Regions from separate parts of the Homo sapiens genome. Here region 1 is linked to region 2. A link is an interaction called in ENCODE POLR2A ChIA-PET data of the cell type or tissue named here. Cell type or tissue: endothelial cell of umbilical vein. All regions are shown on one strand.

Region 1 (2,500 bases), 230 kb before region 2:
TGTCCCAGCTGACAGATGAGCCCTGATGGGTTCAGATGGCCCGGAGAGGTGGTATCAGGCTCTCTGCAGGCCACTAGGGAGGTGTCAGCAAACAGAAGGGATAAAAATCCTTGCCTTGGCTAGGCACAGTGGCTCACGCCTATAATCCTACCACTTTTGGAGGCTGAGGTGGTTGGATCACTTCAGGTCAGGAGTGCGAGACCAGACTGGCTAACATGGTGAAACCCCATCTCTACTAAAAATATAAAAATTAGCCAGGCTTGGTGGCAGGCACCTGTAATTCCAGCTACTTGGGAGGATGAAGCAGGAGAATCGCTTGAACCCGGGAGGTGGAAGTTGCAGCGAGCTGAGATCGCGCTGCTGCACTCCAGCCTGTGCCACAGAGCTGAGATTTCGTCTCAAAAAAAAAAAAAAAAAAAAAAAAAAAGAAGAGAAAAAAAATCCTCGCCTTTGTGGTGCTTATGTTTCCAAAAAAGAGAATTTACAAAACAATTAAGTCAACCCAATTGTATGTTAGACAATGATCCATGCTATGGAGAAAACCAGAGTGGGGTGAGGGGGTGAAGAGGAATGGAGGGAATTAGGTGAGGGGGTAGGGGTGCAAGTTTAAGTAAGGTGCTCAGAGGAAGCCTCGTTGAGAGGTTACCTGAGCAGGTGCTTGAAGGCGGTGAGAGGGGAGAGGTGAGCCCTCTGGGTCTGTGGGGTGGAGGCCAGGGGCAGAAGAGGCCAAGGAACAGCTTGTGCGGAGATCCTGGGGTGGGAGCATTGGGAGCATGCCAGGCTGGCCTGAGAACCAAGGAGGCCAAGAGAGAGGCGATGAGATGAGCCCGGGAGAGGGGCAGAAACTGACATGGTCAGAGATCATGGTGGCCTTGGGGGCCACTGGGAGGACTTGGGCTTTGACTCTGACTCTGAGGACAGGAGGGGCCACCAGAGGGTGTTGAGCAGAGGAGGGAGGTGATCCCACGTGGGATTTAACAGGCTCCGTGTTGAGACTAGACTGTAGGGCGGGGGTAGAGCCCGGAGCCTGTGGCAGCACTTGCGGTGAGAGGCAGGGGTGGCTTGGCCCCGGGAGGCGGTGGAGATGGTGAGGAGAGACCCAGGATGGATGAGGGCTTTAGGTTCTCAGGTTAGATGTCAAATCATACACTGCTGGTCCTTGACGTGTCCATGCACACAGCTTACCTTCGGCGAGTGTGAGGCCCTCATTGGTGGGGAGAGGCTGGTGGCTGTGTCTGGCTCCCCTGGCAGTCTCATTCCTCCCGTGAATTAACCTCTTGGCCGTCTGGTTCCCTCGCCCGCCTCTCCTAAGTTTCTTTTGTATGAGTCAGCTTTCCTGAGCAAGATTAACTCTGAGACACTGATTAGCTCTATCCTGCAAGCCTGGCCAGACCCAGACAGCTCACTCACCTTGCAAGAACTCTGGGCAGCCACTCTGCCAGCTCCTGCCAGCAGCACTCCAGCCCCGTCCTGTACTCCCCGGGCTGTAGTGCAGATGCTGCTGTCCTTGTTGCGTCCCAGAAAACAGCTGGGCTGGGAGTTGGGAACAGCAGTGGTAAACCTTCAACAGATGATGACCTTGGACAGACTGTTTAGGTGCTTTATAGATATTAAGTCCCGGCCAGGCGCAGTGGTTCATGCCTGTAATCCCAGCACTTTGGGAGACCAAGGTGGGTGGACCACAAGGTCAGGAGTTCAAGACCAGCCTGGCCAATATGGTGAAACCTCGTCTCTACTAAAAATACAAAAATTAGCCGGGCATGGTGGTGGGCACCTGTAGTCCCAGCTACTCGGGAAGCTGAGGCAGGAGAAAAAAAAAGATATTAAGTCCCATAATCTGCATAACAGCCCTATGAGATGGGTCTGGTTGTTGTCCCCATTTTATAGATGAGGAACCTGAGGCTTGGAGAAGGAAAGTAGCTTGCCCAGGGTCACCATCATAGTGAATTGCAGAGCTGAGGCTCAACTAGCTCTCTGCAGTCAAAGCACCTACTTTATTTCTCTTTATACATTGCTTATGGGGGAATGCATATACCATTTTTTTTTTTGAGACAGGGTCTCACTTCATTGCCCAGGCCACAGTGCAATGGGGTGATCATGGCTCACTGCAGCCTTGATCTCCTTGACCCAAAGGATCCTCTTGTCTCAGTCTCCCAAGTAACTGGGACCACAGGTGTGTGCCACCATGCCCAGCGAATTTTTTTTTTTTTTTTAGCAATGGGATCTCACTGTGTGGCCCAAGCTGGTCTCAAACTCCTGGAGTCAAGCCATCCTCCCACCTTGGCCTCCCAAAGTGCTGGGATTATAGGCATGAGTCACTGCACCTGGCCTAAATGCATGTACATTTAACCCAACAGTTTCACCTCTGGGAATCTATCCCACCTGTAATAGCAAACTATAAGAAGCAACTCAAGTGGCCATCAATAGGAGCTAGCTCAATAAATTATGGTGTGTCTGTATAGTGGAGTACTAGTGGCTCTGTGAAATGAAAAGGCTGGGC
Region 2 (2,500 bases):
AAAAAAAACATGCATTGTGGGAAAAGAATTAAGAGTCTAGAAATAAACGCATACCTCTGTGGTCAATTGATTTTTGATAAGGGTGCGAAGACCATTCAGTGGGACAAAGAATAGCCTCTTCAACAAATGGCTCTGGGGCAACTTGATATCCACATGCCAAAAATGAAATTGGACCCTTACCCCACACCGTATATAAAAATTAACTCAAAATGGATCAAAGAGCTACACTACCCAACTCTTAGAAGAAAACATAGGGATAAATCTTTATTATCTTAGATTTGGCAATAATTTTTTATCTATGACACCAAAAGCACAAATAACAAAAGAAAAAAAAATAGATAATTTCAGGCCAGGCGCAATGGCTCAAGTCTGTAGTAATCCTAGCACTTTGGGAGATCAAGGTGGGTGGATCGCTTGAGGTCAGGAGTTCGAGACCAGCCTGGCCAACATGGCAAAACCCCATCTCTACTAAAAACACAAAATTGCTGGGCTTGGTGGCTCACGCCTGTAATCCCAGCACTTTGGGAGGCCGAGGCGGGTGGATCATGAGGTCAGCAGATCAAGACCATCCTGGCTAACATGGTGAAACCCCGTCTCTACTAAAAATACAAAAAATTAGCTGGGCGCAGGGGCGGGCGCCTGTAGTCCCAGCTACTCGGGAGGCTGAGGCACGAGAATCACTTGAACCCGGGAGGCAGAGGTTGCAGTGAGCCAAAATTGTGCCATTGCACTCCAGCCTGGGCACCAGAGGGAAACTCTGTATCAAAAAAAAAAAAAAAAAGATAAATTTGATTTTATCAAAATTTAAAACCTTTTGCATCAAAGTACACTATTAAGAGAGTGAAAAGACAACTTACAGAATGGGAGAAAATACTAGTATATAATACATTTGAGAAGCGTATAGTGTCCAAAACATATAATAAACTCTTACAACTCAACAACAAAATGACAAGCAACCCACTGTTTAAAAGGGCAAAGGGAAGTGGAGGGAGAAAAAAGTAAACAAATAAAATGGGCAAAGGCCTTGAATAGACATTTCTCCAAGAAGTTATACAGACAGGCGACAAGCACATGAAAAGATGCTCGATGTCATTAAACATTAGAGAAGTACACATTTAAACCACAATGAGATGCCACTTCATATCTACTAGGATGGCTATAGTGAAAAACAAACAGAGCCAGGCACAGTGGTACACACCTGTAGTCCCAGCTAGTCAGAAGAATGAGGTGGGAGGATTACTTGAGCCCAGGAGTTTGAGACCAGCCTGGGCAAAAAAGCGAGACCCTATTTAATTTAAGAAAAAATTAAATTAAATTAAAAATGAAATTTAAATGTAAAATTAAAAATCAAAAATAACACGTGTTGACAAGAATGTGGTTCAGTTAGAGCCCTCATTCATTGCTGGTGAGAATACAAGATGATTCAGCCACTGTGAAAACCAGTTTGTTTTCTCAATAAGTTGAATGTAAAATTACCCATGTCACCCAGCAATTCGACTTCTAGGTCTACAACTCCCCTTCCAAATTGAAAATAGGTATTTAAACAAAAACTCGCCTGTAATCCCAGCACTCTGGGAGACCGAGGCGGGTGGATCACCTGAGGTCAGGAGTTCAAGACCAGCCTGGCCAACATGGTGAAACCCCGTGTCTACTAAAAATACAAAACATTAGCTGGGCATGGTAGCATGTGCCTGTAATCCCAGCTACTCAGGAGGCTGAGGCATGAGAATCGCTTGAAAGTGGAGGTTGCAGTGAGGCGAGATCACGCCACTGCACTCCAGCCTGGGTGACAGAACGAGACTCCGTCTCAATAAATAAATAAACAAACAAAAACTCATACACAAATGTTCATAGCAACCCTGTTCCCAATAGCCAAAAGGTAGGAACAACTTAAATGTTCCATTAAGTGCTGGGCTCGGTGACTCACACCTGTAATCCCAGTACTTTGGGAGGCTGAGATAGGAGGATTGCTTGAACCCAGGAGTTTGAGACCAGCCTAGGTAGTATAGTGAAACTTTGTCTCTACAAAAACAAAAAATTAAAAAATTAGCTGGGTGTGGTGGCACGCCTGTAGTCCCAGCTGAGGTGAGAGGATTGCTTGACTCTGGGAGGTGGAGGTTGCAGTGAGCCAAGATCATGCATCACTGCACTACAATCTGGGCGACAGAATGAGACCCTGTCTCAAAAAAAAAAAAAAAACAAAAAAAAAAACAAAAAAAAACGGCCAAGTGAGGTGGCTCACGCAGTAATCCCCGCACTTTGGGAGGCCGAGGCAGGCAGATCACACGGTCAGGGGTTCGAGACCAGCCTGGCCAACATGGTGAAACCCCATCTCTACTAAAAATACAAAAATTAGCTGGGCGTGGTGGCAGGTGCCTGTAATCCCAGCTACTCGGGAGGCTGAGGCAGGAGAATTGCTTGAACCAGGGAGGCAGAGGTTGCAGTGAGCTGAGATCATGCCACTGCCTTCCAGCCTGGGTGACAGAGTGAGACTCTGTCT

Evidence for each region. ChIA-PET counts read pairs that join two places held together with the same protein. Peaks named below come from ENCODE experiments on the same cell type or tissue, not always from the same donor. Only the 100,000 strongest peaks of a DNase experiment are listed, where the experiment ranks them.
Region 1: POLR2A ChIA-PET joins it to region 2 with 8 read pairs; 4 of 35 experiments call an interaction of 5 or more read pairs at or near these places.

Annotation. Positions count from the first base shown.
Region 1 is chr16:19,594,245-19,596,744 of GRCh38, forward strand. The region is part of intron 8 of VPS35L (VPS35 endosomal protein sorting factor like); the gene reads left to right. Among named protein-coding and RNA genes, the nearest start is that of VPS35L, 40 kb to the left of the region's middle. In endothelial cell of umbilical vein, no CTCF peak of the experiment used is centred here; a DNase peak (open chromatin) is centred at 1,327; H3K27ac peaks cover 1,462 bases.
Region 2 is chr16:19,819,885-19,822,384 of GRCh38, forward strand. The region is part of intron 7 of IQCK (IQ motif containing K); the gene reads left to right. Among named protein-coding and RNA genes, the nearest start is that of IQCK-AS1, 55 kb to the left of the region's middle. In endothelial cell of umbilical vein, no CTCF peak of the experiment used is centred here; no DNase peak of the experiment used is centred here.